Regions from separate parts of the Mus musculus genome. Here all the other regions are linked to region 2. The links are chromatin loops, found by intact Hi-C in ENCODE. Cell type or tissue: left cerebral cortex. All regions are shown on one strand. Each heading gives the region's core, and the rest is flanking DNA. Links, peaks and the distances in the headings are about the cores only.

Region 1 (11,052 bases), core at 1,660-9,659, 77 kb before region 2:
AGATACATCTTTATTGTAGGATCTCTGCCCAGGTTTTTAGATTATTTCTCTCCTAGTCAAATGGAAAATGACTCACTGCAAGATTGCCCATATCTCTGGCATGTCCAGTAGAGCTTTAATACTTCCCACAAACTACAGCTCCCTGATGAATGCTCCCTTCTGCTCCCATTTTTGCCTGTATTTATATTCAGTAGCCAAGGGCAACAGTGAGATGCTGCCCAATGAAGTATGTGCTCAGCACACACGAGTTTGTCTGAGGTTCTCAGTACATTTTGAATAAGGGAGAACCCACAGATTGGAATTCTGTATATAAAGAAAGAAAAATAAGTGTGGTCTGCTCTTTCTGCTTTCATGCTAAAATTTGGGAAATGAGAAAATACAATTAAATGAAAAAGGAAGGGATTTAAAAAAAACCAAAAAACATCCTATTTAAGACCACTGTCTTCTGTGTGAGGACCCCTAACTCAACATTCAGACTTAATTCACTACTTATGAAAAACGAAAAACATCAAGACATTTTTTTCCTATTAGTGTTCAGGGGAAAAACAAACTTCAAGCCATAGAAAGAAGGATTAATTTGCCTGTAATGAAACTGACACACAAGAAAAATTTAAAATCAATCTCATGCTTAAAAGCAGAACAAGGCTGCTGGTGCCCCCATATTTTCTCACTCTTTCCTACTGCTAGCTTGTTGCCAGTGAGCACATCTTATGCATATTACCCACAAATCTCTCCTCTATTTAAATTAGAAAAGAAACATTGGGTTTCTAATCAATTTATTTGCAACTTAGCTGTCAAAATTTACAAAGGCACTTTGATTTCCTTTCATTATTTTTAAGAGAACCCAATGCAGATGTAAAGAAGAGAAAGAGCGGAGAAGGGGACAAATTAAGGGTTAATAAACCTCCGTAAATTCAGAGAAGTATATTTTTAAAAGCAGGGTGACATTTATTCATGGCCTATCAAGTAATTTGTGCTATGCTTTCTTCCCATTGACAATTACTGGAATCATCAGGTGTAAACGCAGGCTTTTATCCTTTATCCGATTTTCCTTTGAGTCTTTGTTCAGTTTCACTAGCCATGGCTCCTGTCATCAGAGCACTCTAATCTTCATATGTGAATTATGAAGTCTCTGATGCCTGGCAGATGTATCTCTAAGGACTTCAGGGATGTTTCACTTTGATATTGTTAGTCAGTGCTTTTCTACTGACAGTCAAAGAGACAAACTCCATACCATCTGACCAGAAAGATACGGCTATAAGTTTCAGGAATTGGGTAATAGTTCCTCAAAACAGGAACTGTTTGAAATAACCCAATTTCATTGGCTACACAAACGGGCTGATCATTAGATCTTTCTGAATCTAGTTTCTAGATGTAGTAAATAAAAAGGCAGAATGGTAAGATAAGTTTGAAGCTCAGACAAACAACACAGATTTCTAGGTTATGAGTTCTGTGACGTGAATCCAAAGGGGTAAAATTCCTCCTGATGGATGCATGGAATATGGAGTAAGTATCAGTGGGAGTAGCATGAATATGTGCACGTATGTTTAAAACATAAGAGCATGAGACAGATTTGTGCATTTTCTAAGGGTACTTGTTTTTGGCAGGATGCAAAATATGTCTGTAACATTATATACACATCCAGAAGTCTACCAATTATTTGTTCTGGCGAGCCAGTTTTTGTTTGGGTTTTAGTAACTAAATGGTTTCCTCTAGGTAGTAAGATATTTAACATGGTTACTGGACAGAACTTGAACTTTCTCATAGATATGTCATTCGTGTGTGTGTGTGTGTGTGTGTGTGTGTGACATGTTATACATATATTATTTTAAAAAAAAACAAACTTCTATTGATTCTACTTCTTTCCATTGGAAAGCCATGACATTATCATGAATATTTGCTACTGTGATACACCAGCTTATTTAAAATTAAAGAATCTTTTGGACTATTTGTCTTTTTGTTCCATGTCTCTATACAATAAAGAGAATATTTACTTTTTTTTTCTTGTAATACTATCTTCTTCTTAGTCCTTACTCTCTCCTAAAGTTTCAGATATTCTTTTCACTTTGTATTTGCTTCTCCTTTTCTGCCAATATTTATCCGTCCCCCGCCCCCAAGTTATTAGATCCAATATTTAGTATTCTACAAATTTAACATTAAAAGACTCATGTTAAGATTCTCCAGGGTAAAATCAGTAGCCTTAAACTGTCAAAATACGTGTTACCGAGGAGTCCACTGAAATTTACTGCTACCTAGTTGCATGAAGGAGCTGATAATGTGTTTGATACCCAGGTAGGTGGATAAAAATATGCACTGCTCCCTGAGAACAACTATTACTAGATTATAGAAAGGTAGGATTTGTAGCTACTGAAAGGGAAGTGTGTTTGGGCAGACTAGATAGTCTACCTGGACTGTCAGAAGCAGCACACAAAGAGATCATCTGTTCTACTTTTCATTGGTTTCTGTAACCAGCACCATCCAATTACCTGAGCCTTTGTTTGTCTCATTTGCAAATGGTGTTGATGATCTATACCATCAGCAAGAAGGGAAGGATATGCCTGCAGCCTACCTCATTTTCCTAAGCTGAAGATGGTTGCCATTATTGTTCCATAGAGTTTATATGTCATTATCTTAAATAGAAACACTCTACTTTGTGGAACACAATCTCAGCTCTCTGTGTATATTCACGTGTAGGTTGTATGTGCCTTAAACATGGTTTTCTAAACTGTGCTGTATCTCTGATGTTTCTTGCTTATGAGGACCTTTGTGCTCTGAAAATTCCCCCCAAAAAGGTCTGCCTTTGGGATTAGACTTTCATGTCTGTTTTTGTTTTTTGGAAACATTTTTTCCACTCTGTAGCCCATGTTGGCCTGGAAGACTTGATAATCACCTACTTCAGGCTTCTAAGTGGTGGGGCTCCGGGCATGCACCATTATAACTGTTTTTATGGCCACTTCCTGCTTCTGCCAGTGTGAGTGAGTAAATACAGTCCTAGGGATTTAGATGCCCAGTATAGGATAAGGATGGGATAAAAACTTCATATGAGTCCAAGTTTCCACTGGGGTTTCTTACTGAAGACTCTAAATCAGGAAGGTTTAGATTTTAGTATGTAGATGAATATCATAAAATGACTGAGGATATTTCAGCTTGTTGGCTTTTATTAAAGCTGATTATTAGTCTCTTCATTTGATTATTTTTGAGGTTGTCTATTTTTTTCTCTACAGAGAACTTGGAAGAAGGAAGGCAGAATGACATGTGTCTCACTAAATCTCATCTGGAATTCTTTTTACTCTTAGAGTATTATGGTAATGAGATGATGTTTAAAAAAAAGCTTGGCACACAGTAGGCCCTCATTTATTTACTTCTTCTTGCTCACAGGGAAAAGAAGTTGGGAGGGGAGGAAAGGGTAGAAGTGGGCAATCACACTGTTCCACTTAATAAGAAGCCTGGGATGAATAACTAACAAATGATTGCAAGGACTTGAAAAGATAAAGTCTATAGAAATGCAAAATAATAATATCAGTGAAGCAGTGACATAGGTTGAATATAAAGAAGACAGCTTTTATTCCCACACAAATATCTTGGTCACCATCAGCAGCAGTAGAGAAGAAAACAGAAAGAAGGGTATATGACAGTTTAATAGTGTTTTGTTAAAAATAGAACATGTTTTAAGAATGTCTGGACTTTCTTTGAAAGGCAAAGATGAGCACGGCCTGCTAGAATAGATTCAGAAATGCCTCTGGCAAGAATCACTGCCTTTCCCACCTCAGGCTCTCCTGTTAATTAAATCGGGAGGGCAAATTTGATGTCTGAGGGGAATGATGTCAGGAAGCCACAGTGACAGGCAAAGTGCCACTTCCTGTAGGAGAACTTGTGAGCCCCAGCCAGGTTGGCCTTCCATTCTGAATTCAAATCCAACTCTATACTTCCTGAATAATCCTCCTGAGGAAGTCCTGTGTGTTTAATAAGCTCCAGGAAAAGGAGAGCTACCAGCTGAAGTGCTCACACTCAGGGGAAGGAAGATCTCTTGGCTTATATTTTTGGAGAATATAGGTTTTAATGTTTTCATACATTTTGAATAACGATAATCCTATGCAGGAAATGATTCCTATGTGAAAAATAACCTGTGTAAATACTTGACTGGAACAGCTTAGTAGATTATTTTTCAATAATATCTTTATTTTGTATTTATATATATATATATATATATACACAAAATATATATATAGAAATATGTACATATATAACTTGTATATGTATAGACATGTGTATAATATATATCATATATAAAGAGTTTCTAAACTCCAAAATCTCAATCTGTAATGTGAATTTCCAGAAGATAAAGCATTGTTATCTCCCAATTCAATTGGCAGTTTACTGTTTTACACAGGACACGGCCATGCTTTGGGAAATGCTGCTCTAGAAACATTTGTTTGTTTGCTTGTTTTAATTTGGACTTCTTAGGATTTTCTGGTTAGAAGTGAATCTCCAGGAGAGAGGGAGAGAAAGAGAGACAGAGACAGAGACAGAGACAGGCAGAGAGAGAGAGAGAGAGACAGAGACAGAGACAGAGAGACAGAGACAGAGACAGAGGCAGAGACAGACAGACAGACAGACAAGATTTTAAGCTTCAATTAAGGTTACTATACCCTGTTTATTTTAGTAGCAAAATCTGAGTCTCTTACTTTGTCCCACATACAAACACTCAGAGGGGATATTGTTGAGCTCAATAGAACATAATTGATTCACTGATAATATCTTTTTTGTTATCTTGACATAAACTAGAGTCTTCGGAAAAGAGAGACCCTCAATGGAAGAATTGCCCTTATTTGATTGATCTGTATGTCTGTAAGTAGGCATTTTCTTGATCATTGATTAATGTGGGAGGGCTGAACCCACTCTGGGTGGCACCACCCCTGGATAGGTGGTCCTGGGTTATATAATTAAACAAACTGGGAAAGCCATGGAGAGTAAGCCAGTGTGCAGTGGTCTTTGACACTTCTGGACTTCTTGTTTATGTTCCTACCCTGACGTCTCTTAATGCCGGGCAGTGGTGGCGCATGTCTTTAATCCCAGCGCTTGGGAGGCAGAGGAAGGCAGATTTCTAAGTTCGAGGCCAGCCTGGTCTACAAAGTGAGTTCCAGGACAGCCAGGGCTATTCAGAGAAACCCTGTCTCGAAAAACCTAAATAAATAAATAAATAAATAAATAAATATTAATGATGGATTCTAATTGGGCGATGTAATACAAATGCACTTCTTTTGTCCCAGATTGCAAAAGCTCTTGGAGCTTATCATAGCAAGAAAGATGCAAATTAGACACTAATGGGTCACCCTGTTTTCTCAAATCAGGCAAACTTCACTAGAAAACAGGAAGATACACGGGTAGGGAAACACATGTTTGATGATTCAGGTCAATCTGTAGTGCTGAGCTACCACTGTATGCGATGGCAAAGAAGACAAGGAGGAACTGGTGAATGCGAAAATCTTTTTGCTACTCTGAACCAATGATCTGTAAGAGTCGAAGTATTGCCAGGCAATGGCCACCTCAACCGATTCCAGGAGTGAGCCCTGGGGTGCTCCTGATGACACCACAGCATAAAATGGAGGGAAAGCACTTTAGCTCAGTATCAAGAACCCTAAAGACAGCACTGAACTGAAATCATGGAAAAGAATAGAGGAGCCTCATTTTAATATGTTAAACACATCCACACATCTAAAGCTGCCAATCTGAAATAGAAGCAGATGCATTCGGGGTGTAAAGGATAAATTTTTAGCTGACTTGGGCTCCTTTCAGGTTTTTTTTTTCTTTTTTCCTCTCAACAGTGAGAGCTTTCTGAGAAGTGCATTTATATAGGTACAAAGCATGCATCGCTGTGGCAGCCTGAGTCCTTATTTGCATCAGATTTTCTTTAACACCTGTTTGTTTCAGAGAGCACTGCCTTACTAGGAAGCTCTCCAAAAGAGGAATTACATAAAGAAAAGATGCCGCACTTTGCTAAGAGGAGGCAGAGCAGAGTATCCACAATCCCTATAAATCACCTACCCTGCTTTCCATGGCGAGTAAGAGAAAGGTACTTTGAAAGAAAGATATTATTACGAGTGTTGTGAGTTCCTTTGTATATAACTGCCTAGTGCCTATTTTTATGCCATGTCCTTGCAAAGACAATGTGAATTCAGTAAAAGATGTCTTCTACTGTGCTCATAACTCAACCCTGTGAAGCCATGAGGTCTTAAGCATCAACTTACTAGGAAATCTAAATGGGATGCTGTTTTATGTTGTCAATTAGAATGTTTTTAGAAGTCCAATGTGCTATCCGTTGTTCAGTCAGGTGATTACAATGTCTTCATATCCATCTCTATATATAGTCCAAACATTAGCTTTGCACAGTCAGCAACAATCTAGGTTCCTAAATATCAGAAGGGGATGTGGCATCTGGCTCAAGCTTAAATTATGCTTACTGTTGACAATAGAACTCTAAAAATGGCATCGGAATCTATATTTACTCACTTCCAATTTATTTCAGAGCGACAGGCCCAGTTTCCAGACAGAAATACGATGTTCCCAGTAGTCATTAGGAATGGCCTGCTTTCTTAAGACATGACACAGAGGGTCGGGATTTAGCCTCTGTGGATTATAAACCTTTTCATCCTTATAGCAGTGCTTCAAGCATGAGAAATAGTGTGTTTGTGGAATTATAATTAGCATTTAACCCTAGGATGCTTGGTTCTTACTTTCTTGCTCAACTCAATATGGTGGCAGTTTGGAGTGGTTTGAAACCTTAATGATGCTACTTTCTAGTCTTTGGGCTTCTATAAGGGAAGACATTGAGGAAGGGCAAGCAGAACAGTCCCAAGCTCTTACAGTTCTCTCCCTCCACAGCTGGGTTTCCCGATAGATTCTAACCCCAAAGCTGGAAAGAGTAGGAAGCTGAGGCTCATCTATAATTGCCATCAGCTAGCACTAAGGTAGGATGGGAGGGTAAGTGAGAAGGGATACAAACAAGAGGAGAGGATGACTGCCTCACTTGCTTGACTCTTTTCTTCAGTATCAGAGGGGAAGCAAAAAGCAAAAGAATGGCAGTGAACTGGAGAAAAAAGTTACCTTCTTTCCAGTGCTCGTGTGGGTTATAGCCTCAGCATCCTGCCTCCAGATGAATACAGATGGTTTGTGTACATGGCTTAGACTGTACATCTAAAAATGTCTGGAGCCACATCCATTTCGTCCTTGTTTTGGGAAGTACTCTTTGCTCAAATGTTTTGACTTCTTCTCTTAAATTTGATAGGACAAATATAAATAACCTTCTTTCCCCCATCCCCCAAACCTATTCCCCCCTGCATTTCTCTATTCACCTCTATTTGAGTTGTGTGTAGTGGAAGTCTAGCAGTCTCCTCCCTCAAGAAAAGAAGATAAAGCAGAGACATTGGCTTATAGGCACATTCTGTCTAAGCTGTTCTACCAACAGCAACACTGTGGGTCTGGGAGTTTGAGTTTTCCCTGTCAGTAACTAAAACCAAGGCCAACTTGCATAATTACCACCTTTTGACAATTTAGAAGCAAAGTATTTAATGGGAAATCATATAAGGAAGCAGCATATATAATAATATACTCCTGTAGGTTTCAAAGAGTGCCCTTGGCTGCTTCTCCTCTAATTCTATCTCCATAACTTAGGCGGCTATAACTCCCTGCTTGTAGAAGCCTCCCAAGCAATGCTTCAAGATAGGCCTTCACCAAGCTACCCATACCAACATTTGAAAAGCAACACTTTAAATCCAAACTTTACCCCTCACCGGATTATTCCCTGAACTTCCTGCCTTAAGCTGTAGGCTTAAGTTCAATCAGTAAACTAAATGGCAATGTCTTTAAATCTATCCATTTTGCTTTTTCAAGCTTTTTGGTTTTCTGAGGTGGGGGACTAACTATGTAGCATAGGCTGACCCTGAATTTACAATTCTTTCTCAGCCTCCTTAGGACTGGGTATATTTCCTTGCCTGGCCCTAAATTTTTAATTGTCATAATAGTTCTAATTAATGACCAAACTTTCTCTCTCTCCATATATATGTGTGTATAATACACGGTACATAACATATAATAAATAATAGATAATAGATATTTACTCCACTTAGTCTTCCTTCTACTTTTATCATGATCCTAGCTTTATTTAAATGTTTTATTTTAGATGAGATGAAATTTAATTAATGAAACTGTATAAAATAATCATGTTTTTAAAATGGAGAATAAAAATTATCTTTTCTTGAGAATTACAAATTGACTATATTTAAGGATAAGAAAAACAATTTCAACAAGATTGGTATCTACACACTACAGTCTCTGGCCAAATACAATTAAATTACAAAACAGTAACAAAATTTAACTAGGAAAAAAAATCCTGTCCATTTAGAAACTGTAAACACCGAACAGAAAGAAATAAAATAACAATGAGCAATAATTTAAAAAAATCTATAAACCACCAGGAGTTCCCATTAAAATAATTCTTAGTGGGAAAGCTGTATCATAAAATAATTTTATGATTAAATAAATATGAAAGCTGAGTTCGGCATGTATTTTTAGATGTTATAAAACAGAACAACTTGTAAAAAGTATAAAGTATGATATTTTTCTCCACCAACACTATAGATAGGAGGAAAACAGAAATGAAAACGGGGCTGTGGGTCCACAAGATGGCTCAGTGGATAGTGATACTCAGTGGCAAGTCTGATGTCCTGGGTTTGATTTCTGGAACCCACAAAGTGTAAGGAGACAACTTACTCTCAAAAGTTGACTTGTAATCTTCGTGTGTATGTGTGTGTGTGTGTGTGTGTGTGTGTGTGTGTGTGTGTGTGTGGTGGTGGCCCACAGATGTCTCCACACATACGCACACTAAATAAATGTAAAAGGAAGAGGAGGAGGAGGAGGGGGGAAGGAGGGGAAGGGAAGGGGAAAGGGAAGAAAGGGAAGGGAAGAGGAAGAAGAAGAAGAAGAAGAAGAAGAAGAAGAAGAAGAAGAAGAAGAAGAAGAAGAAGAAGAAGAAGAAGAAGAAGAAAGATCAACAATAACAACAAAAGAGCAAGAACTCAATTATGGGAAGAAGGGGAACAATGGGAAGCAATAGGAAAACAATACAATCAAGAGTCTATTCATTGAAAAGGTAAAATATTATCTTTTAGAAGGAGTGAGTTGACGGGAAATGGAAAAGAGAGAAGGAACAATAGGGATAAAGATAGAAAAAGGACAGCAGACACTACTCCAACTGTAATGGTGAGGAGCCATTATGTGTATCTTAGGGATTATTATTAATATCTGTATTTGCAAACTAGAAATAACCTTATCAAATGTTTTACAAATTCACAGGAAATGTTCAGCTTCCTTAAAAATATAATTTAGACAAATCGATCACAAGGAACATCTTTTAGTTTTATGGACATTTAACATGTTGTCGGATAGTAAAAGAGAAAATAGAATAGAAAATAGAAATATTATCTGTATCTCTCAGAGAAAATTAAGAATAGAGTTACAATGTACATAAGACCCCCGCATTTATGAAACTAGAAGATGTGCCACAGTCAGGCTTACGAGACCAGTTCAACCTCAGACTTGTCCCCTAACTTTTACCTGTGTCTCTCTCACCTCTTTGCTGGTCTCCCACTTAGTTTCACGGTGCTTATCCTGACAGGTAATTCTATTTGTGTTGGTCCTTTATATTCACTCTGAAAAGCCTTCTTCACCCACTGTAAAATCACCACCACTTACCTTGCTGTTCACCCATCTCATATTGTCCCCATCCCTACAACATCATCATTCTTCACTCCTCGCCTTTGACTAGAACTGCTGGCATGTTCTACCATTTCTCCATCTAGCTTTTCCAAACTGGATTCAGTTAGATTTTTTTTTCCTTTAGATTCTTAAAAAACTTCTGCCTAACACCTTCATAGTACATATTGAACATCACCAGATTTTGATTATTACAGTTATTTATCTTCCTTATGGTAACACAAACTCCTTAGGGAATCTTTCTGTGGCTCTGAAGCTCCCTGCCACCCCTATTTCTGAGTACATGCCTGTCATACTCTACTTCAAGGCATGTTGAAGACAAAATACCTCTTCTGTCACTTAACTGATAAGCTCATTATCAACTAGAACCATTTCTCTGTAAGAAAGTAGTAATTCCTAGGCTCTATAAAATTGTCAAAATTACACTCAAGGAACACAAACTATTTCCAGATTTGGTTCTGTCTTTATTAATTACAGAAAGTTTCTCACATATTTCCCATATTGTAGACAATAAAAGGACCGCATTCCCACCCTGGTACTTCGAAAGACAGGAGCTCACAGCTGAGCTAATATGAAGTGTCAATGATACTGTAAGTGTTCGTTGAGTGCACACACAGTCACAGCATCCAGAAAATAAATCAGTGTTTTCCCTCCATCCCTGCTGAGTTTCATTTCACAACACAGTCCTGCCATTATGAACCCCCCAAATATACCTGTTCATTTTTTTTACTGGTGAACAACATAACACTGATTTCAATTAAATTCCAATGGATACCCCAGAGTCTTCCCTAGAATTTTTAATATGTGGCCTTTAATATAAATTGATCCTTTTGCTATTGAGTCAGTAACATAAAACCATGAAAAGGCTTTTATTAAAGTCACAGGCTGCTTAGGTGAACAGGACATAATTGGGGACATATACTGTAGGAAACACAGACTTGAATTGGAAAAGTCATTTATTTACAATGCAAGGGAGATCCAGTATGTAATCCTGGCAGGAGATACCAGTATGTTTATCTTCTTCACCTCCATCAACATCTGCAGATTCATAAAAGAGGCCATCTCCTTCCAGGCTGATCATCAGGGGCATCTCATACTCCAGAACGTAAAGGACATAAGAGCTGGACACTTTTTGATGGTGAGAAATTACTATGTATTCTTGTTTTTGCAGTGGGATGGGGAGATGTGCAGGGTGAGGGCAATTGGTACCACAATGCCAAGGTCATGAAGCTAGGACAGAGCTACAAATAGCAAACACGACTTTGGGCATTCAGTCTGTTC
Region 2 (11,052 bases), core at 1,246-9,245:
ATGATAAATTAAAACCTGGGAACTAGGCAGAAAGGAAAAATAAAAGATCGGGAGAATGAACAGAAAATAATAAGGCCATCCTAAAAAATAGTATTCCCCCCAGAAGTCTCATTCCTCACTTTGGAATAGGTGTTTCATCTTTTGCAATGAGTTGGATAAATACAGAGAAAAGGTTGAAAAGTAATTTGAAGTCTGCAGAGCAAACGCTAGGGCAGATTGTTTTCTGCTTGTAAGCCTTTCATCCGGAAAGCTTTAAGGGCTCATGGTTTGGGCCTTTGTTATAACAGCAATGATAATACTGCCAAGCTGGTGTTTACCTATTGGTAGAATGTATGTACTCATAGATTTCCAATGATAGAAGTCATCAAGTTCACACATTAATTTGAGTGAGTTCATTTGTTAGTCTACAGAAGTAAAGGTTTCATCTAGTCCTTGGACCCCAGTTGTATTTGGGTCTGCCTGCTCGGGCATGCCCACTAACAAGGTACTTTTAGGCCAGTTCTTGATTTGAGTTCTGTATATATGAATATTTTAGCTGTGCATTTGAATGTATATATCACAGATATATGTAGGCATTTCCATGGGGTGTGAAAACACAGATCCTTAGGGTGGGAACATGACACTTTGTATTCACAAAATTTCTTTAAAAATAGAGTATTTACCTACTTATTAAGGGAGATAATTTTGGTACCCTTGGTTATCAGGTAGTAGAGGTGGGAGAATTCTTTCTCTGAATTCAATGATGTAGGTGAGGTCACAAGATCCATTATCTGTGTGCATTATGTATGTTATGGTAATCTCTGTGCATTATAATTCATTTAATCCCTTTTACTTTAATGGCATATTATGAATGTTGGGGGGTGAGGGAGAGGAAGGAGGCAGAATGCAGGGAACATTTCATTTAGGTTGCTAAGGCACGCCAGGCCCAGAAAGTTAAGTGCCTATTCAGATTGGTGGGTGTCAGAAGAAATGTTCTTGTTGTAGGGAACAGATATTACATATGAGTGTTTGCCAAACCTATAGAACAGTGAAACGGAAGTAATAAGATAGGTTTTTTTTGTTTTTGTTTTTGTTTTTTAATTGTTCTTTTGAAAAGTTCAAAGTTGTCCTGGCCCAACTAATGAGAAATGTATTATGATGAGAAATGCCTGGGAATGTTTTTACTTGTTTTCTCAAAAACTGCACATTAAAAAGAGAGGTCAAAACAAGAGGGATGTTTATACATTAGTGACCGGAATAACTACTGTTAGAACTTCACGAGAAAGCTCTTCAACCGGGCTTTATCTTATCTTCAAAAACCCTCAAGGGGAAGACTTTCTTTGCTGTTTTCAAGATACTCAAAGGATTCTGGCTTTTATATGAAAATAGGCCCCTTATTTGTGATGCTCTTATTGACCTGGTATGGCTCAAGTTGTGAAGCTGCTTCTGACTCAAGTCTCATTCTCCTAATTATTATTGCTTCTTTGCTTCTCAGCTTCAATGTTATGCTAGATAGTATCTTGGTAGTTCTCTACCCTTCTGGGGATGCAAACATTGCATTAACTAGGCCACTAACTTTTTTTACTACAGTTATTAATACTCTGGAAGTTGTCATTACTTGTTATGTTTGCAGTTAATCAACTTGGTGGCAAACCGTTTAAGGGCAAGTTTTATATTATATGTTAAGTACTCAACAAATATTCAAATAATGATAAATGCTGGCAAGAATGTGGGGAAAGAGGAACAATTACATTGCTATGGGAATTAAAACTGGTGTAGCCATTATGGTGGTCAGTGTTATGTTTTCTCAAAAAATGACAACAAAGAAATGCAACTACCATATGACCTAGCTTTACCGCTCCCGTGTATATACAAGATCTCTAGGGAAACACATCATAGAGGTGCTTGCATGCCTTCACTTAATTGTGGCACTGTTCACAATAGCTAAGAATTGTAGAAGAATGGATAAAGAAACTGTGGTACACATGTACAATGGAATTTTACTCAATGCTAAAGAAAAAGCAAGTCATGATATTTGTAGGAAAATGAGTCTGGCTAGTGATCATTCTATCCAGTAAAAAAAAAAGACTTAAAAGACAAATAGTACATGTTTCTGCTCACATGTGGACTTTAGCTGTGTGTCTGTGTGTGTGCTCATGTGCACATGCCTGTACACCTGTGTGGGCATATGCATATAGATAATGAAAGAGACTCATTTGACTGGAAAAAAGAATTTTGAGGTAAGGGGAAGAAAGGAATAAAAAGGAATAATGGAATTCATGTGTCATAGAAGCAAAAGGCATCAGGAAGGAGTTTGGGGGAAGCAGAGGACAGGAGCAGAGGCAGAAGGAGAACAAAGTGAAGTACTGTATGTGCACAGAGTCCCCGAATGAAAGCTATTATTATGAATGTTAATTTTAACATGTTAATAAATTAATATTGTTCAATAAAGAGTAAGGAAATCATATGCCAGCAGTGGTTTAGAAAGGGGGCTTCTTCAAAAAGTCATCTTTTTGTGTGACTGCATTAGTGAAGGCATATTTTCTGAAATAGTCAAGGCTATATAACAATATATGTCATAAAGTCTATGCATCCAGCAGATAAAGATGAATTAAATAGCTTTAATTATATATATTTCATTCACTCAGAATACTAATCAGAAAGCTCTCCCAGTGTGTGTGTGTGTGTATGAGGGAGGAATCTATGGATTATGATTATAATTAATGACAGCTTTTAAATTATCTGGACAAACTTCAAATTTTCATTTCATAATTAAAATTATATTCTAAAGAAGATTCAGGTAATTACCAAAAATCATATTAACAACATTCAGCACTCCTAAAGAAATTTGGGGTAAAGAGGAAAAAAAAATGACAAAATTAAGTCAGACTACTTGGAGAATACACAAAAGTAAATCACCTGACTCTGAAAAGACAATGCCAGAAACAAAAACTTTAGAACTGCCACTCAACAGAGAGTGCAGGAGCCCAGAGCTAGAGATGCCACTCAACGGAGAGTTCAGGGAGCCCAGAGCTAGAGATGCCACTCAAAGAGAGTGCAGGAGCCCAGAGCTAGAGATGCCACTCAAAGGAGAGCACAGGAGGCCAGAGATAGAGCTACTAGGCTCATAGAGCAATCCACCAAGAACATGGGATTTTTTGCATGTAAATTGTATGTAAATGAATGAACCAAGGAAGCAACATTTTTATTAGTGTTTAATGTGTTATTATTAAGTTTTTTCCTGAAATTATATCTTCGAAATTAAGCCAGGGGTCAAGTTGTTTACTTGAAAGAACAGAAGCACTTGTAATATTTGGATTGGGCAGAAGAGCTGGTTCAGTTGTTTATAGCCCACACAGATGTGCACATACATACACATAATTAAAAATAAAACAAATCTTTCAAGTGGATTCAGGTTTGAAACAATGACTTTAATATGAACAAATATAGAAAGCTATACTAGTTGTAGTAATTAACAAAACCATACACACCTCAGCATATTTGCTGGTAAAAGTTTGGAAACAGTAGATATGTAATAGGATAATTGGGAGGATTCAGCATGGCAATGCCAATTGCTCAATTTATTTTGAATTATGTGTTATTGTCTGCTGGAGCCCTCTGCTAAATACCCATAGAGAACAAGGAGAAGAGGGAACATTACTGTGAAGAGGATGGGATGAGTAAATGAATTGAGACAAGCAGAAGGACGTGTTATAGTCTGAATGCAGCATTAGATATTTGGAAGAGGGAGAAGGGAGCTATGTCTGTAAATGTGGGACATCACCAGATGGTGGAGGGTGTTAAATGTTATTTTAAGGAGTTTGGATCTTATTCAATGGATAATAAAAAGCAATTAAACATTTTGGAGTAGTAGAATGACATGATTTAAATTGTACTTTAGGAAGATTAATTTGGCAGCAATCTCTAAGAACAGATTAGGGTTGAGATGGGGTAGGTGGGGTAGATGTGGGAAGTCCTTCCAGGGGAATAATACCACAAGGGAAGGAAGAATGATGTCTTCCATTAGACTGGTAGGGAAGGCAAAAAGAATAATGTGAAGTTCAGGTTTGCCATATGTTTTGTAAGTAAATATGGGAAGATTTGATAGTGAAAGATATTAAGGGATCATAAATAAATAAATAAATAAATCTACTTGTGAACTTTACAACCTTGGCATCTTTTTTTCCTTAGATATTTTCTTTATTTACATTTCAAATGCTATCCTGAAAGTTCCCTATACCCTCCCCTCGCCCTGTTCCCCTAAACCCCCCCCCACTCCCACTTCTTAGCCCTGGAGTTCCCCTATACTGGGGCATATGAAGTATTCCCGAGCCATAAGAAAATTTCCCAGTGGATTTTGGGATCTTTTTTTAGGACATTTTGTGTCTGAGATACAATCATAAGATACATCAAGGAGTGTGGGAAGCCGCCCCCACATTCGCCGTCACAAGATGGGCTGACAGCTGTGTTCTAAGTGGTAAACAAATAATCTGCGCATGTGCCAAGGGTATTTCTCCACCCCATGTACTCTGCCTTCCCCGTGGCAACAACTCGGCCATGGGCTGCAGCCAATCAGGGAGTGATACGTCCTAGGCGAAGGATAACTCTCCTTAAGAGGGAAGGGGTTTCGCTTTCGTTTTTGGGCTTGGGGCTTGGGGCTTGCTTTCTTGCTCCTAAAGATGTAAAATATAGAGCTCTCGCTCTGGCGCTCTGGCGCTCTGGCGCTCTGGCTCCTAAAGATGTAAGCAATGGGGGGTTTGAGGCTTGCACGCTTGCTCCTGAAGATGTAAGCAATAAAGTTTTGCCGCAGAAGATTCTGGTTTGTGGTGTTCTTCCTGGCCGGTCGTGAGAACGCGTGTAAGAAAGGAGCTTTATGGAAAGATACTTTAAATAGAAGTCTGTAACTAGTAGGAGGGGTTGGTGTTAGCATGTTTCTGATTTGTACTGAAGACCAAGGCAGAGGACTAAAGCAGAACTCTGTGACAACCTTGCAGTTTGAAAGCAAAGGATGAGCTGGAATCAGCCAGAGGATGATGCTCTCTCACCACTCAGCTTCAGTGACTCTGTAAGGGTAGGAACATGATGAATGGAAAGAAATTCAAAGATGTGGCAGAGGAAGGATGAGATGGTGTATAGATGATGACTGAGACGAATATTCAAGAATAAACACCTTTGAAGCCACCAAATAATCCTCCTTCTCTCAAAACAGAGATTTCTAAAGTACAAGCCATCCACAGTAAGCTCTGTAGTATTTAACACCTTGACTTCTCAAAAAGCCCCTTCAACAATGTTTGTTTCTTTCTAGCTTTTTTCTCTCTCTCTTCTTTCCTCTTTTCAAGATTACATTTCAAAAGATGGTTGGAGAACACTCCAGTGATCCCATTTATAAAGTAAGTAAAGATGCTAAATCAATGCACTGGAAAGGTATTCTTTTATGAACAAATTAATCCTGTTATTTAAGAAATTGGTAGATTTGATAACAGACCCAATGGGCATTCTTTCTGAATGGTCTTTTAAATGAAATCCCCAAAGACCCAGTTCTGAGAAGTGAAGGATGTGGCTTTAGTTTTTAAATAGGGAGATTGTAGTTATGTCCTTTTCATAACTATGTCCTTCAGGCCAACTCATGGTTCTGTTAAATATTGCTTTCTGAAAGAAAATATAATGGGCATGAATAATACTTTATAATTTATAAGACTCACTAATATATCAAACTACAGTTTGATAATCTCAACAATGACTGAAGATAAACAAGTCCCCATTTTCAGATAAAGAACCTCAAGATCAGAGAGTGTGATTGACTAGCTGTCCTTGACCAACCTCTTCCAAATCATGAATCACTTTTCCCTTTAGGATTATTCTAAACTATTCATTGGCACTTTTCTACAAAATTTGAAACCCAAAAGGTGTCTAAGAAAGACATTTTGTTCCTTTTATAATGGGGAAGAAAAACAAGAAGTAAGTGAACTCTGGTTATCGAGATTGTTAACTGTATACTTACCATGCAAATACTCCATATCTTTTGGAGATAACATCAAGGTATTAAATACTCTACATTTCACAGATCATAAGAAGTGAGTAATGTCTAGAGTAAAAGGGTAGCCCTAAAAGAAAAATGAAAGAAGAAGATAAAGATGACTATGATAAAGAATCAAAGGGATGGGGAAGAGAAGGGTAGGAGAAAGAAGAAGAGAAGGAGAAAAGGAGAAAGGAAGGAAGGAAGGAAGGAAGGACGGAAGGAAGGAAGGAAGGAAGGAAGGGAAGGAGGGAGGGAGGAAGGGAGGGAGGAAGGGAGGGGGAGAGAGGGAGTGAGGATGAGAGGGAGGGAGAGAGAGAGAAGAAAGAGAACTGAGAGAAGCATGAGGTGGAGGGAAAAATGTCAGAGAAAAATTCAAACAAACCTCACCTATGGCCTCCCTTTGATCTTGTTGAAGGCAATTTGGGCTGCTGAGACAATGAATACTTTTACAATGCACGATGTTGGGAGGATAATTCTGATTTTCACAATTAGTAATGGACTGATGATGACCAAATTTACTTGAAATCAAAGTATACATACAGAACAAAACATGAATAGATGAACATTGAAAACCCGAAATGAGATCACTATCTGCTTGCAGAGGTGAAATACTTAAAGCACAGGCAAAGAACACACAGATGGAGAGATGCAGCCTGATAAAGAAGGACTCAGACGGGAGAAAGGGATAAAAGGAAAAGGGAAGCCACTGCTACTGGAGGATCCCCTTCAGTTTTACAAAAAGCTCATCTTGAACTCCTATGGTTGAGAAGGTTAATTGTTGTTATCTAAAACTTCTAGCTTATATGGCAGAAGGAGGTAGGAAGAAGCCAAGATATATGATACTTAAGACTTTGGAGAAAATGTGTGCTAGTCCTATCAAAACCAACATGAAATGTCTACCAGATCATTGGAAAGTGCTAGATATAAGTATCTCCTGATGGAGTGACCACTCAGTTGGTATTAGGAAATTCGGCTGTGATGGCTCTGTGGCTTCCTTTAAAAACACAGTCGGACCTAAGAGCATAAATATAAATTGGACAATGGGTGCTGTCCAGAGTGAGGGCTTACAACATTGTTTCTTCATATCACCTTGGAACATGCTTCCAGGAGAGACAGATAAATCTCTGTTCCTTAAAGTCTCTGGAATAAAATGGACAGTGGAGTTGCTTTGAATAGGAGGATTTCATGAATAATTGTTCAGATAACCATACATTTGGTTTCTCTAGAGTACAGAAAAAAACTTCTTGTAACTGTGGTATATCTTTTTCAATACAAATACCTCTTCACACAGCAGGCATTTAATGAAGTAAATGTGTATTGTGTATTATGCTTATGGTTTTGCTGCTTAAAGATTCCCTGTGCTAGCTAACGGACTTACTTTACTGTTTTCCTTATGTAGGCATTAAGTTAAATTTATCTACTTTTAGATCTGTTGTTTTCTTCCCTTTCATCCTTCAATAAGATTTATTGATCAAAGTATTTATCAGAAGCCCCATTAGATTTTTAAGGGTTTTTCTAAGGATAGTGAGGTTGGAAACATATGGGAAAATATTTTTGTCTCAGTCCGTGATAGCCCCCTCCACATTAAAAATGATCACCTCATTTAAACTTTTTTTTAACCATTTAGTTTCATAAAAATACAAAAAATTTAAATTACTTTATTTAATTTAGCTTTTGAAATCTTTTTTGGTAGTTTTAAAATTTCCTCACAAGTCTCTGGACTTCTTAAAAGCTAACTGTAAGAGAAATAAGCCCATAGTGTTTTCATGTTTTGAGATTGAGTCTTCGTAGTCTAGAAAGAAAATAGTCTTAATTTCTAAGATCTCTGGGACTACAGCTAGTAGGACACATTTATATGTTTATTTTCACTGGGCTTCTTCAGTTCTGTTTTTATAGAACCATACTGGAACACTTTGAAAATAGCAGGTTAGCTTTTACAGTTCTTGTCACCTCGCATAATTATTGAGATCTTTGGGTTGTTATCTGTGCGAGGACTTTTGATATTCACCCACCTCTGCTTTCCATTTAAAGGAGACCTTAGTCCTGCGACTTCAGAGAGGACAAACCCCAAGGTCCCAGCTGCCTGCCCCTTTTATCCCCTAATCTAACTCATCTCACTCACCTCCTAAGGCCACATAGCTTTTGCTGTTCTCTGTTGCATGAAGTGGCCTTTATGCTTCAGAAAATTTAAAGGTCATTTTCCTTTCTTTGAAATCTCACTGTATTTTGTTACTTACAGTGTCAGTTCCAGCAAAAGCAAACATAGAGGTGAATTGTTATTTCACTGGTGATAACCAGAGCCGTGAGGAGTGTGTCTAAAGGATTTTTTTTCAACCTGAGGTCATAGTTCCTTGGTCCCTGGCTGAGTTCGATTCTCATTTAAACTCCATAAATTATAGCCCCAGAACAGCATGGCATTTGTGGTGTGAAATGAGTGTTGTGCCATAGAAACTGCTGTATTATGGAAAACACATCTAAAAAGAAGCAAGTTCAAGAGATAGAATATAAACCTAGACAGGCATTTTGGAGTGTCCTGTTCTCCAAAACTGATTCTCAGAAAAATGGCAGGACTCTAATGCTTACTAAGGAGCCATTGTCAAGTTCCTTCTGAAACAATTCATTACATATTTATACAAAGTTGGGCCTCTTATAATAAATTTGGCAGTAGGTACTATTATAAATTCACTTATTTGTTTTTTTTTTTGACCATCATTGACCATGTGATCTTATAAAAGTGTGTAAATATTATAATGCCCGAAAATACATTTTGCAAGTCTATTAACCCTTCAACTTTTTGTGGAATTTCCTTCTATCTGTTATTTTGTGATCTTATTACATATCTCATTGCTGTCTTCCATCTATTCTCTAACACCTGCAGGTTGCTAGACATATGTAATGAATACTGATTGAATAGTATCTACATGATCTGAATTCTGATTGGCTAGTCATCTAGAAGTAGAAAGGTCACCTGAGTTGTGTTGCACTGGCCTTATTTACATTTTCTGTTGCTGTGATATAAGATGCTGAAAGAAGCAGTTTTTAGGAATGAAGGATTTAGCTGGAGGGTGGAGGGTGTCGTGTGTTGTAGTGAAGGTATCAGGGTGGCAGGAGTTTGGAGCAGCTGGTCACATTGCATCCACAGTTAGACTTTCCCATTTTTCATAAGGTCCAGGACCCAATCCCAGGGAACAGTGTTGCCCAGTATGGTAGATCTTTCTACCAGAACTAACTAATCATGATAATCCCTCACAGGCACAAGCACAGGCACCTGAAGAGATTAACCTAATCTTAGTAATTCCTTAGTAATTGGAGGCTTGTCTCTAAGATGATTCTAGATTGTATGGGCTTGACAATATTAACAATTATAGTATTTTACTCAATATTGTCCCATGATCTCTTCCTTTACCATGACAGGCTCCACTCTCCAAATACTGATCTCTAAGAGACTCTAACCAATGCCACAAACAAACAAACAAACAACAAACAAACAAAACCATATCTGCACATTCAAATTTTAGCAAATGTTTCTCCCCTAGTTCCTTTTCCAATGTTTACCTACGTAAATTATCTTATTCTTTCTAAGCATGAAGTCACAAGAAGATTTGAGCATATATATATAAAATCTCAATTTCTGTGTGGCTAGGTATGCACCAGTGTTGATGATGGAGGCTTTGGCAATGAGAAAGTATGAGTTACAGGTCCATCGAGGACATACTGTAATCACTTCTGCTGTGGGAAAACAATTTTTCATAAGAAAAGAAAGATAACGCGGAGAATCAATGACTCAATATTTTATTCTTGAAGGAAGGAAAGACAAAATATAAAGAATGAAATATTTACCGACAGGAAGTTAGGAAGTAAATACAGAAAATACAGATGGCATGACTCCAGTCCAAGAGCTCTTTGATAAGGTCTCACTGGTCTAGATGCTGAGCTCTTTGTCATCTGGATTTCTGTTATTAGCCCACATTGGCTTGACATGGCATCTCATGTGACAGAGATTATTTATTTCTCCTTGTCCCCTCTTTCTCTCCCTCATAGTCAGAGCCAGGGTCGGGTTTTGTTGTTGTTTTGTTTGTTTGTTTAACTTTTAACTGCTTACTCACTTTCTGTTTTTCTGCTTGCCACTGACTATGCTGGCTTTAGCATCCCCACTTTGTCTCTCCCCTCCCTCTTTCTTCCTCCTCCCCCTGCCCCCATGGGCACACCATTATCTCTTAACCAATCATTGTCCACAGAAACTTAAAAAAATAAAAAGAAAGAAAAAGCCCATTCCTAAGGCAAAAGTCTGAATAGCTTGCTAAAGAGGTCAGCTGGAATTTTCTATAAAAGTGATGCCATGGAAATTCAACATTTCTATATTCTACTCCTTCCTTGATGCCTCTGCCAATTTAAAAATGCCATTTAAAAAAAAAAAGCACAAATTAAAGGCTGCTTTTTTTTTCCCAGACACCAAAAGGAAAATGTAGTGGCTCACTACAGAAAAATCTCAACATCCATGTGGCATTTAGCAGCATCAATGAAGCAATGGATGACTAATATATGAAGTGCATTCTGATTGGGGGTTCCCTTTTCTTCAGTAATAAGGCAAGTGCAGTCAATAACTAGTACACTGAGCATTGCCCAGAAAGAATGTTTTCCATGAAGAAAAATTAATACTGTACATCCGCAGCAAAATACACAGGGAGAAAGACAAACCCATGGAAAGGCAGAATATGGCAAGGCCAGCCAATTATTAACTTGTGAATGGTTCTTCAAATTGGGGTTTTCAGAGATAAGTACTGGATAGGCAATGATGTGTAATTCTGGATGTGTGCACAGGCAAAGGCAGAACCTGCTGCATGTCTGCATAAGGCCATGATGTTAAGTGCAGGCAGTGGGAAGCTACGGATGGTGTTGAAATGGAAGTGACATATGGCAAGGCTGTGTTATAGAACAATCACTTGACAGCAGAGTAGCAACAGACTGGAGGAATGTCAGACAGGAGGTAGGTAGGAAGCTCAGCTTGGAGACTCTTGCAAGAAGCTAGACAAGGCAGAAGAGATAGAAAGCCT
Region 3 (11,052 bases), core at 2,050-10,049, 65 kb after region 2:
GCTACATGGTGTAGGAGTTTCCAGGATGGATGGCAGAGTAGCACAATGTGTTCAATTGAGCACTGGGTAACTCTCATCCCACCCTGTTCTGAAACTAATTCACAGTGATACAAATTCATTTCTTGTGTTTGCTTTTGAATCCTCAATGAACAGATTAATATCATGTTTTATACTCTCCCTGATACCCTGTTTCCTTGTCTAGATAATGGGAGTAATGGATAATTTCAATACTGAGCAATACTACAGGGTTGACTATAGGGTCAAATGAAAGTAAGGTTGTGAACTAGATCTGTAGACTTTTAAAAATTGTATAAATACAGCTATCATTTATTATATGCTAAAGCAAACTAGTAAATTAGTGCTGGCTTCACCCTTCCTAGGAATACATGAGAAAATAGTCCCTTCATTTCATCTTGGTGGCATTCCAGTTGTATATTTTTGTTGTTATTTTGGTGTGTGGCACTTGATACTATATCCTAATATTTCAAAAAGCATAAGTGATTGCTATCATACATAATTAATGATTAATACCCAGCATTAGCAAAAAAAAAAATCATCCTGAAGGTAGGTAGGTATTGAGTTCTTCTATACTATTGGGTGGAAATTCTCTCTCTCTCTCTCTCTCTCATATATGTATATATGAGAGAGAGAGATATTCTGCCCTTTAGTCAATGTCTTTGTAGTTTATGCCTGTAATAAAAAATGACTACAATGTGAATATTTACAATTGCGTGCTTAAATAAGCTTTACCAAGATATTTAAGAACAATGTGTGGCCTTCCATGAAAAGTTCTCTAGTTAAAATTGTGCCACCATTACATATTTATAGTGGTCTTGGTAAAATATAGGTTTTCTTTAATGTGTTGATGTAAGAAACAGATGTTGCCAGGCATTTCGAAGCTGTTACTGGAGTCTATAAAGTGTTGGTTCATAGGAGAACAAAACAACTGGCAGGATTCACCTCTTTCCACAGGTGTTGTTCTTTTCTCCTATTGAGTCCATTAATTAAACAAGAAACTTGAGCCTCTGAAGTAGGCTCTGTAAGAACAAGATTCCAAACAGGCTCACAGTTCATGGTAAACAGAAAAAGTTTAGAAGCCATAAGATGGCTGTGTGTCAGGTTAAGTGGAGTGTAAAAAATGTTCATTGTAACTATCAGTGAAACTCTTTATGCATGCAATGATCCAAACAATGTAATTTAGGAGGAACGATGAAATCATTTGTAGCAGCTGGTATAAAATGTATGTACAAACCAAAACAGTGATAGGGATGGTACAAAACGATGCAGGTATGTGAGAATGTGGGAGAGGCAGAAAACTTGTTGTGAGCCTATATATAAAAAGAAAACGTTTGGGATGAGAAGTATGGCTCTGTGGGTAATGGTGGTTGCTGCCAAGACTTAAGACTTGAGTTCGATTCCCAGGATCCACATGGTTCTTCCACAAGTTGTTCTCTCATCCCCACAGAGGTACTGTGGGGCACATGATCCTCTCTACACTCAAATAAATAAATAATTTAAATCAATAGAATAAGAAAAACTAGAATGATACAACCAAGTGCGGTAGTGTTTGTAGTATGCTGACCACAGCTACCTTCCAAAACAACACAAGCAATTACAAAAATAAAAAAATAAATACTTCTTTTAATCCAGCAAGAGAAGTTTTCTGACCTAAATGTTAGTGCCTGAACCCTCCCTTCCCCAGTGCTCTGAGATTTGGCTGACATTTTCCTGTGCTGGCCAAAGTTTTGTATGCTCATAAGACTAACTCTCCAGAGCCTTTGAGAGCTACTTTATCACATTGTAGAGTGGTCCTCAGGAGTCTCTGGCACTATCCAGGGCTGTCAGATTTACAATACAGTGATCTTCAGAAACACAGTTACTACCATCAAAAAGGACAGTTAATTTGGGTTAGACTGCTCTAAATGCTTCAAAGACAGTAGCCACTAGACAAAGAAATGTTATGCAGCCTACTGCTTCCACACAACTCAGTGATGGATGCTTTCTTATGATAAAGTGTGTGCTACTGGTAGTTGAATATCCAAATTCTGCTACATTAAGTCTATCCAAAATGAAGGTATATGAAATGATAGTTACTATGTTTATTAAATGTGTAGAGTGACTCTGTAATCCAAATGTGTGGGCTGCTTTAAAAGGGAACAAAGTTTCCAGCTGCCAGCAGGGGCATTTGTGACCAGCTGAGGCTGTCCATTATTGCTGCTTCGGCAATAGATACACTCTCTGTGGGATGTCAAGTGGCTGGTTCTATAGATGGGTCATTGCCTTGCTAAATAAGTGCAAATGGTACCATTCTGACTCTGCTCACTGAGACATCATTTCCTTAGCAACTCAGCAGCTTCTTCAGCCGCTCATATTCCCGAATCCTTACCCCAGCTGTTTGGTATTTGTTTTTTGTTAATCTGGATAAGCTTCCAGATGTTGATGGAAAGGAGGCAACTGCTATCTTCCCTTTATAGCCGCAAAATATCTTCTTAATTTTTTGTACTTACAAAACAGAGTTTTGATAATGTCCAACCCGAGCAGATGGTTCTGTTTGGCAGGTAGAAGAATATGGAGCAGAGAGAGGCTCAAAAATATTAGGTTACCTCGGGTAGGTGACAAATAGCAACTGGGTGAGTTCCAAGTGCTGGAAGAGAGCTGCACCCCAAGACTGTATAGAGAAAATAGACCTGTTACTTTCCTTGTTTTTATATTCCAACGGGTACACTTTTCTATACTGCAGGGGCTGTTGGCTATAATTCTTAGAGTAGGTAAAAATTCTGCTTATATTACTTGCAGCTACTAAAATCCACCCTTTCTCCTAAGTAAGTCTTTAAAATTTAGCTACCACCATGGCATAATTGTAGAATCCACAAATTATCTCATGGAGAAACAACAAATTTTTCTCTGCTGCATTATTGTTCCTTAAAAATGAATGTAAGAGCCCCGGTGGTACATGCCTTTAATCCTAGCACTCGGGAGGCAGAGGCAGGTGGATTTCTGAGTTTGAGGCCAGCCTGGTCTACAAAGTGAGTTCCAGGACAGACAGGGCTACACAGAGAAACCCTGTCTCGGAAAACAAAACAAAACAACCCACGAATGTAAGAAAGATATCGCTTAGGCCTTATTATTTTGAATGTTTTGGCCATGAAAAGTTCACGATGAATGAGACATTCTTGACATAAAAAAAAAAAAAAACATAAAGAATCTTAAGGTCAAGGGAAATAATCTATAAATATCCAGAAGGCAGCAGTACACAGGTTCAGAGACAATATCTTACCCCTTATGCTTAATGGCAACAATAACCAATGCCACTTTGAGCACTTACAAAATGGAAAATGATTGTGCTAGGCATGGCCACAGTGAAGAGAGGTAAACCAGGAGGATTAAAATGCATATTAGTGACTCCACCGAAGTGCCAACAAGACGTTATCAAGAAAATAATAATCGTCACTCTTTTCAAGGTGGCTTCTTGTCATCTCGTTTCCATTTATTTTGGGAATCAAAAAAATGAGAGATAACCATGGTGTTTGTAAGAACTGCTTAAGCTTAATAATTTCCTGCCCAAGTTACTAGCCCCTCCCCAATTCTGTTCTCCCCCTTGTTTAAGGTATACGGTGTTCTTTATGTGGAAGAAGGAGTTAGACTGTAATGGAAGAGTTTTTTCAAAACTTGTGTTGAAAACAAAGGTGCTGACAAGAGCTGATTCCTTCCACTGTTCCAGGGTCCAGGAGACAGAATATTTAGAAAGAAAAAAAAAAAAAAAACCAAGGGACTGGGAGGGTTTAGAATTGTTTTCTTTGCATTATTTCTGTTCAAAGCCTGTCACAAGCCATTTTTGACAGAACATAGAACATTCACATCATTTTCTTATAACAATCATGAATTAGTTCATTCCAATTATAATTTTTCCAAAATTATTCCTAGTGGAAAAAATAAAGTAGTTGCCAGCAAATATTAAATATAGCTAGGGGAGGTAGACACTTTCTGCAGTTCTACATAGGTTGGAGAATTCTAGAGAGGTAAATAAGGTTGTGAAGGATTTGGGAGTAAGGAGAACATCACAAAACAAAGCATGGAACTGATACATTTGACTTAAAATTTCTCCTGTGAGTCTTTTCTGGGCCGAGCAAATCAATGACTATTCAAGAATAAAACAGGACATAAAGAAGTTGAAAATGGCAAGAAATAACAATATTAATCATTAACAATAACACTGGGCTAGTTGACATCACATTAAACTGTTTACAAACCAGCAGTGTCTTTGCCTTCTTTGGTCCCTACCATAACTCTGTTGTTAAAGACTACCTTGTGCCATTCATTGGGCAACTGAGGCTCTGGACCAATGCCAGAAAGCTAAAGAGCAAATTGATTACGTTGATAATGGGTTCAACTGATTGTTTTGGGAAGACTTATGGAGAGTGTTGCTATTTCAAACTCCATTATCACCGACATGTAGAATGCTACCTTATGGACTAAACTAAACAGTAGCCCAGAAGCTCACCAGGGATCAGAAAGCCTGGGTATATGGGCAGTTATTTTAAGCACAGAGTTCGAAAGGGCAACAATTGTGGAGAGCCTCTGGGAACTTGGTTTACTAAAGTTCATTTTCCCTTTTCTATGCTCTGTTCAGTTTCAATATTATACTGTAAAGAATTTGGTATTTGGGTTTTGAGGCACTTTCCCAAATAATGGTGATAATATTCATGTCTATAGCCAGGAAAGCATAAGCAATTTTTCAGTGGAAAATGGATCTGTTACCCAAGTCTTTTTGCTGCCTGAATTAAGTTTGTCCATGATGAAGTGGGATTTCTCCCTCTCCCCCATCCTCTTTTTGAAAGTCCAAAGCAGGGTACAGGGGTGTGTGAGAGAGGGAGCACACCATCTCTGCTTCAACACATGAATATCAAATGGGGGTGCATCTCTAATTAATCTTGAGCTAAATGTAAAGTTAGACATGGAGGGGCCTAGGGCCCCCCACCTGTTTGTTCAGAGCCCTAGGCATGTTATGGAGAAAATGTCGAAGATTCCTCTTCTCACGCTTCTGTGCCCTGCCGTGATGTTTTATTCAAAGCACCACCACGTCCTTAGGAAACAAACACTGCCTATCAAAATCTTGCCCACCTGGCCTCCCAGTCTCACACATAAACATGCACAACACCTGTGTTTAGGAGAGTTGATCAATTCTCACAAAAGGCAGTCTCCTGGTAACACGCTGTGGGGCCGGAGCACTCGCGCAAATGATTTGTGAGGCAGCCTGACCCTCTGCAACTGCATTTGTATCCATCTCACTGTGCTGTGGTTATACAACATGATGTGTGTACTGACCCTTCTAGCTAGAGACAATTTTAACGTGTACTGGAGCTCTGGGCTCATATTGGGAGAAGATTTCGCTGTGGGAAGAGTATGGGATAGAGAACTCTGCAAAGAGATGCCTCCGGGATAGGTCAGAATCAGTAGACCTCTGGGAAGCAGTACCGGGAGCTTCTCTTGCTAGAGTCAGCCTCAGCTCTCTATTAGGTCCTGCCCAGTGATCCGTAGGGTAGCAGCCTTCCAACCTTAGGTAGCAACTGGAACTCTACAGAACATGAAGTAGAGTTTATGTGTATGGGCTGAGATAGGGGACAGGACGTAGAGGCAGCTACTTTGACATTCTCTGCCAATCATCTGGGTCTTGTAAAAGACACCGAAGGAGTTGGGGGTTTAGGGAGTCGGAGATTGGGAATCCGGGGAGAGGAAGTCTAAGAAGTCAGGCATTGGTGCAGAAGGCCTGTTTTGTCTTCCTCATTTCAGGAGACCGAAGGCGCTTGAAAGAACGGCTTCCTCATAAGTCACCAACTGAATAAGAGATTCACACTACAGCAGCTAGCAGCAGTCTTGTGTTTTTCTCAATTCCAGCAGCTCCAGATGGACCGAGAACCAAGCCTGGTTGCTGTCCAGAATATTCTTTATTTTCAGCCCATGTCTCTTTCTTTACAACCCATGGAGAAAGGGCAAGCCACCCCATCTGTCCAGTACTCTATTTCCTCTTACTGAGGCCTCAGGAAGAGGCTACAATTCTCTGGAAAATATCAGGCTTGAGAGATGTGGCTGCTGAGAGCAGTTGGCTTTCATGAGTCAAACTTCCCCGTACTGGTCACACTTGCAGCTATAGATAGTTCCTAAGTTTAGAAGTCTTCCCATAGCTTGCATGATAAGAGAATGAACAACTTATAGCATCTTCGTCTCCAAACAGAGTCAGGGCTACTTATAACTACCATGCTTTCCTAGCTTTTTGCTAGTGCTTTCTTCTGTTAATTATATACCCATCACTTTGTCTTCATAGTGAAATACCCCAAGTGGCTCAACTTCAAACTAGACTTTTAGCTGTTTGCCCTAATGATTAGAGGCTGACAGAAAATAATAGCAGCCTTTTCCCTTGTCATGAAAACTAAATGTATGCTCAGAGTAGCCAAAGCTTAGGCTTCAAAGAAAATCTCCTCCGACATATTTAATATATATACAGTATTATCAAAGAAATGTTACAGAATGCAATACTCAGACAGCCCTTCTATACTTTTACATGAGGTTGTATACCATGAGGCTCTGCCTTATGCTGGCCCCTCTGACAGCTTTCAGAGTCAGAGCAGGTTTCAGCTATAAGCCAGCTGGTGCCATCCATTTAAGAGAAAACAGCTATCTAAATGAGCAAGATTCTAATCAGTAAATCTAATTACAAAGTAGAGTAAATTATTATAAATGTTGCTTAAAGTGTCTTAAAGCATTGTAAAAAAGAAAAATTGTCAACCAAACAGGAATATGCTGTGCTGATGACATTATTTGAGATCAGGACATTCACATTTGTAAATGTCATGTTTTATGGCTATTCCTGACACGTGGATCCAGCATTCACACATTTAAAACTTTTATATCCTCTGTCCTTCATCCAACTAGATATTAAAGTGGCTCAAAATATATCATAGTTCATAGATCCTCATGGGGCTCAGAGGAGCAGTTCACTTGCACTAAAGTCACAAGAACTTTAAAGAGCACCACTGATGTGCTAAGGGGGTGAGAGAAGGAACAGGGGTAAGAGAACAGAGATGCCACATTTCCCATGGATCCATATATTTTCCAAATAGACTTCTATCTTCTCTCATTTAACACCCTCTATTAAAATGTTTCAAATGTCTCACATTGTCCAAAGCAATGCATAAGGAAAGATAAACACATTAACATTTTATCTTTGGCTCCCAAGCTAGCTGTCTGCTTGGACATTTCTTACATTGGTCTTGTTTGTTCTCTGTGAATTATGGACCCTGTCCTTTGGTCCATCTGCTTCCTGGAAGGATTAATGTGTGGGCTGCTAACTTTGACGGCACTTTCAAATTGCTATTCTCAATTTATCATCTAATAATATGTGCCTGGGGGCTGAAGTAAAGCCTCTTGTCCCTTGCGGATATCCATACAATTTTCTATATTTTCTAGTCTCTTGGCGGGAGCTTTAGGTCACAAACTTGGGTTCTGGCCAGTACAGTGTTGGGGAAAGTGAGGCAAGTGACTATGAAAAGTGAATGCACTACTGTAGCTCTGTCCTTGCTTGTCATCCAGTTGTGATATGTGCATGTTCCAGGTGGCAGAGCTGCTACCCCATCAAGTGTTGACTGGCCTGGCCTGGCCTGGACTTCACAAGCCATGAAAACTCAATGGTATCTACAATGGCAGCTGCCAGTAATGACTCTGACAGAAATGTCATTAAAAAGGAAACTGTACAACTTTTATGTAAGAGCACATTTGCCTGAAAATTGGAGACTGGAGTTGATGTTTTCTAAATCTCCCTATGTTCTAAGATAATGACCATTGTATGAAATCTGTCTTCATTCACTGGAGACATTGATGGGCACGTTGCTAATGAAAATACAACTCACCTTCTAGTCTCTTTATCCATTTTTATGTTATGATGTATTGTAGTTCCCAGGCAATGTTTAGCATCATGTATAAGAGACATATGCATTTATCCTCTGCTCTAAGGACTGAAGATACAATTCAAAAGACCTTGCTGCCTTGGCCTAATTCAGTATGTCACTTTTGTCTTTGCTATTTGTCACACGTTTCTCTCCTACACAACTGTCCTGACTATCTGTATTTTTCTTTTTCAGGACCTTGAAGGACACATTTTCAGATCCTTGATCATGTCAGACAAGTACCCTAGAAATTTGACATCCTCACATTTGAGTTTAATAATTGTGGTGTATGATATGAATGCAAGTTCTCTTTAAAAATCCAGGCCAAGACAGTATAAAATATTATTTGAATAAGAAAGATAGCATTTCTCATCAAGGGAGTCACAACCTATATTTGCACCTATGGAGATTATGAAACTGCCTGAGATATTCCTAGAAACTGCCTGAGGGAACACTTTACTGAGCATGTTTTTTTCTTTTCTCCAGTAGTCTAACCAAGCTCCTCTTCAACTTAGCTGGTAAACACTGCAGCTGCAGGGGGGTGGGGGAGGGAGAGTCGCACGTTATATTTTTGGCTTTCCTTGGCTTCTTTTGTACCTGCAGGATTTTATTCCTCTCTCTGTGTCCCCACTAAGAGAGAACAGAGCCTCAGGAATTATTTAAAGAAAGTATGTTATGTAACCAATGCAGAGCCTCAGGCCCTCTGCACTGATCTTCCCTCTGAAGAGTCAAAATTTACCAGAACAAATAAGGTTTCTACATGGTTTGTATATATTTATCTTTCCCATAGTGAAACAGTTCTACCTGGAGCATTTTGCAGTTCTTCTTACCACATAATCATTTCTTCATTTAAAACAGGAAACAGAATATATTTAAAAGGAAGTTCACAGAATATATTTCTGTATTTCTAGAATGGGAGTTATTTTTTAAGACCAACTAGGGAACCTTTCTGGATAATAGGAGGGGACAGACTGATAATTTGTGGCTCGGAATAGAAATTAAGACTTGACCCACATAAGCACACAGCATTATCTATGGGAGACTCTATTTACCAAGAATGAGACAAGAGAAGACCTAGATTCTGAGCCTCTAATTCCTCTGACTTAGTAGGGCTGCTTTTGTTGAAAACCCTTTTCAAACTCCAGGATATTTGTCTTTTAGAAGAATATGAATAGCAGATGGTAATACTTTAGAATCTAGGATAAATCATTTAGAGAAAGTATAATGGTTGTATGTGTGTAATAACAAATTTCTGTTTATAGTTACTTATTAAGTTAGCATACAGAGCAGTGGGTTCTATTACCATACTTTTTTTTTTATACATGTGTGCCAGGATATTTTGCTTTTTATCTTTACTTTCTTCCATCTCCTAACCCATTGACTCCTGAGCCCTACTTCTGCCTCACTGTTGCTGGTCCCCTTTATCCCTCCAAACAGTTCTGGTCTCAGGTCACATGTATTCTGTTACTCTTTTTCATATCCTCCTTTAAGAGAGCAAAATCCAGTTCACAGTGATTGGAACCACGCCCCAGCAGAAAGTCCTAAGTTTATAAGAGGAGAAAATGGAATGGAGCAGAAAAGGAAATGAATAAACAAACAGATACATAGATAAATGGATAGATAGGTGAATGGAAAGATAGACAGACAGACAGACAAACAGACAGGGCAATTTAGGGAAGGAAAGAGCTTTATTTCAGCTTACACTTAGAGGTCACAGTTCACCATTGCTGGAAAGTTAAAGAGGGGCTTTAGGGAGTCGTTTCATAGTCACATTCAAGAGCCGAGAGAAATGAGTGGATAACTGGCCATTTGGTTGCTCGATTGCTTGTGCCCAGTGTGATTTCTCCATTCCTATATAGTTCTGGACCCACAGTCCAGGAAATAGCACTACACAAAGTGGGCTGGGCACTTAATTAAGACACCTCCGTTAGACATGCCCACAGATGACCTCTATGTTGACAGTCACTCATTAGGCCTCTCTCAGAGATGATTCTATGTTGTATGGCATTTACAAAGCTCACCAGCAAAACACACTCACACACATACACACACAGGAGTGGGGGGGGGGAAGAGTGCATGAGAAAAAATACTTTGTATTTGTTTTGCTGAGTCTGACTTATTTTTCTTAAAATAAAGATTTCTATTTACACCATTTTCCCACAAAAGCCATAATTGTCTTGTTATAAATTTTTATTATGGATGAATAATGGGGAGATTTATATGTGCACCATTGTAGGAGGAATGGAAGGCCTAGATGCCAGGGCAGTGGTTGCTTCTACATAAATGTCAGTTAACTGCCAATAGGGCCTTGCAACTGCAAAGGCAACTTCTACATAAGGGCCAAACTGAAGCCTGATTGAGAGCCCAGAGATTGGTGACCCAGAAAATGACAGCTAATCAGAAATTGCTACTTGGAGGACACACTTTTATGGGACCAATGGGACACAGGTAGAGGGTATAAAAAAATACTCTTTGAGAGTTAACAAAGGAGCTTGCTGCCACATTCTCACCAGTTCTGGGTGTCTGAGCCATCCATGACTTCTCAACCAATGCCCCCTCTGAGCAGGAGGAAGACTTAGGCAACACACCACATATATCATGGATTAGTATATATGTGTGTGTGTGTGTGTATGTGTATATATATATATACACATACACACCTAATTTTCTTTATCCATTGATCTGTGGATGGGTAGCTAGGCTAGTACATTTTCTTGCTTTTATGAAAAGTAATAAACATGGCTATTCAAGTATGGCTCCAGTGTGCTGATTTAGTCCCTTGGGTATATATCTTGAGTGGAATAGCTGTGCAATATGTTAGTTCTGTCTCATAGTTTGGGAGAACCACCACCATACTGATTTCCACAGTGGTTGCAGCAGTTTCTGCTAATGCTTGAAGTGTGCAAAGGTTCCACTTTCTTTAAATGGAAAAGGGCAACCCATTCAACAAATTGTATTAGGAAAACTGAATACCCACATGTAGAAGACTGAACGAGATACTTTTCTTTCACAAAAAAAAATCAATTCAGAATGGGTCAAAGTCCTTAATGTAAGGCCTGAAACTTTAAAACTGCTGGAGGACAGCATGGGTAGCTAACTTATCAACATATAC

The links. Peaks named below come from ENCODE experiments on the same cell type or tissue, not always from the same donor. Only the 100,000 strongest peaks of a DNase experiment are listed, where the experiment ranks them.
Region 1: a loop joins it to region 2, with 13 times the contacts of the local background. A loop is called at or near these places in 2 of 42 quality-filtered maps.
Region 3: it touches region 2 in a loop (7-fold over the local background); 2 of 42 quality-filtered maps call a loop at or near these places.

Annotation. Positions count from the first base shown.
Region 1 is chr16:42,074,598-42,085,649 of GRCm38, reverse strand. The region is part of intron 3 of Lsamp (limbic system-associated membrane protein); the gene reads right to left. Among named protein-coding and RNA genes, the nearest start is that of Gm52229, 120 kb to the right of the region's middle. In left cerebral cortex, for the core only: no CTCF peak of the experiment used is centred there; a DNase peak (open chromatin) is centred at 5,865; H3K27ac peaks cover 1,740 bases.
Region 2 is chr16:41,997,063-42,008,114 of GRCm38, reverse strand. All of the region lies in intron 3 of Lsamp (limbic system-associated membrane protein), which reads right to left. Gm52229 reads right to left here. Exons shown (of 1, transcript XM_030249356.1): 1 at 1-11,052. Among named protein-coding and RNA genes, the nearest start is that of Gm52229, 38 kb to the right of the region's middle. In left cerebral cortex, for the core only: no CTCF peak of the experiment used is centred there; DNase peaks (open chromatin) are centred at 3,799, 4,476 and 4,865; H3K4me3 peaks cover 529 bases; H3K27ac peaks cover 1,190 bases.
Region 3 is chr16:41,933,328-41,944,379 of GRCm38, reverse strand. The region is part of intron 2 of Lsamp (limbic system-associated membrane protein); the gene reads right to left. Among named protein-coding and RNA genes, the nearest start is that of Gm52229, 26 kb to the left of the region's middle. In left cerebral cortex, for the core only: no CTCF peak of the experiment used is centred there; DNase peaks (open chromatin) are centred at 5,995 and 8,510; H3K27ac peaks cover 5,464 bases.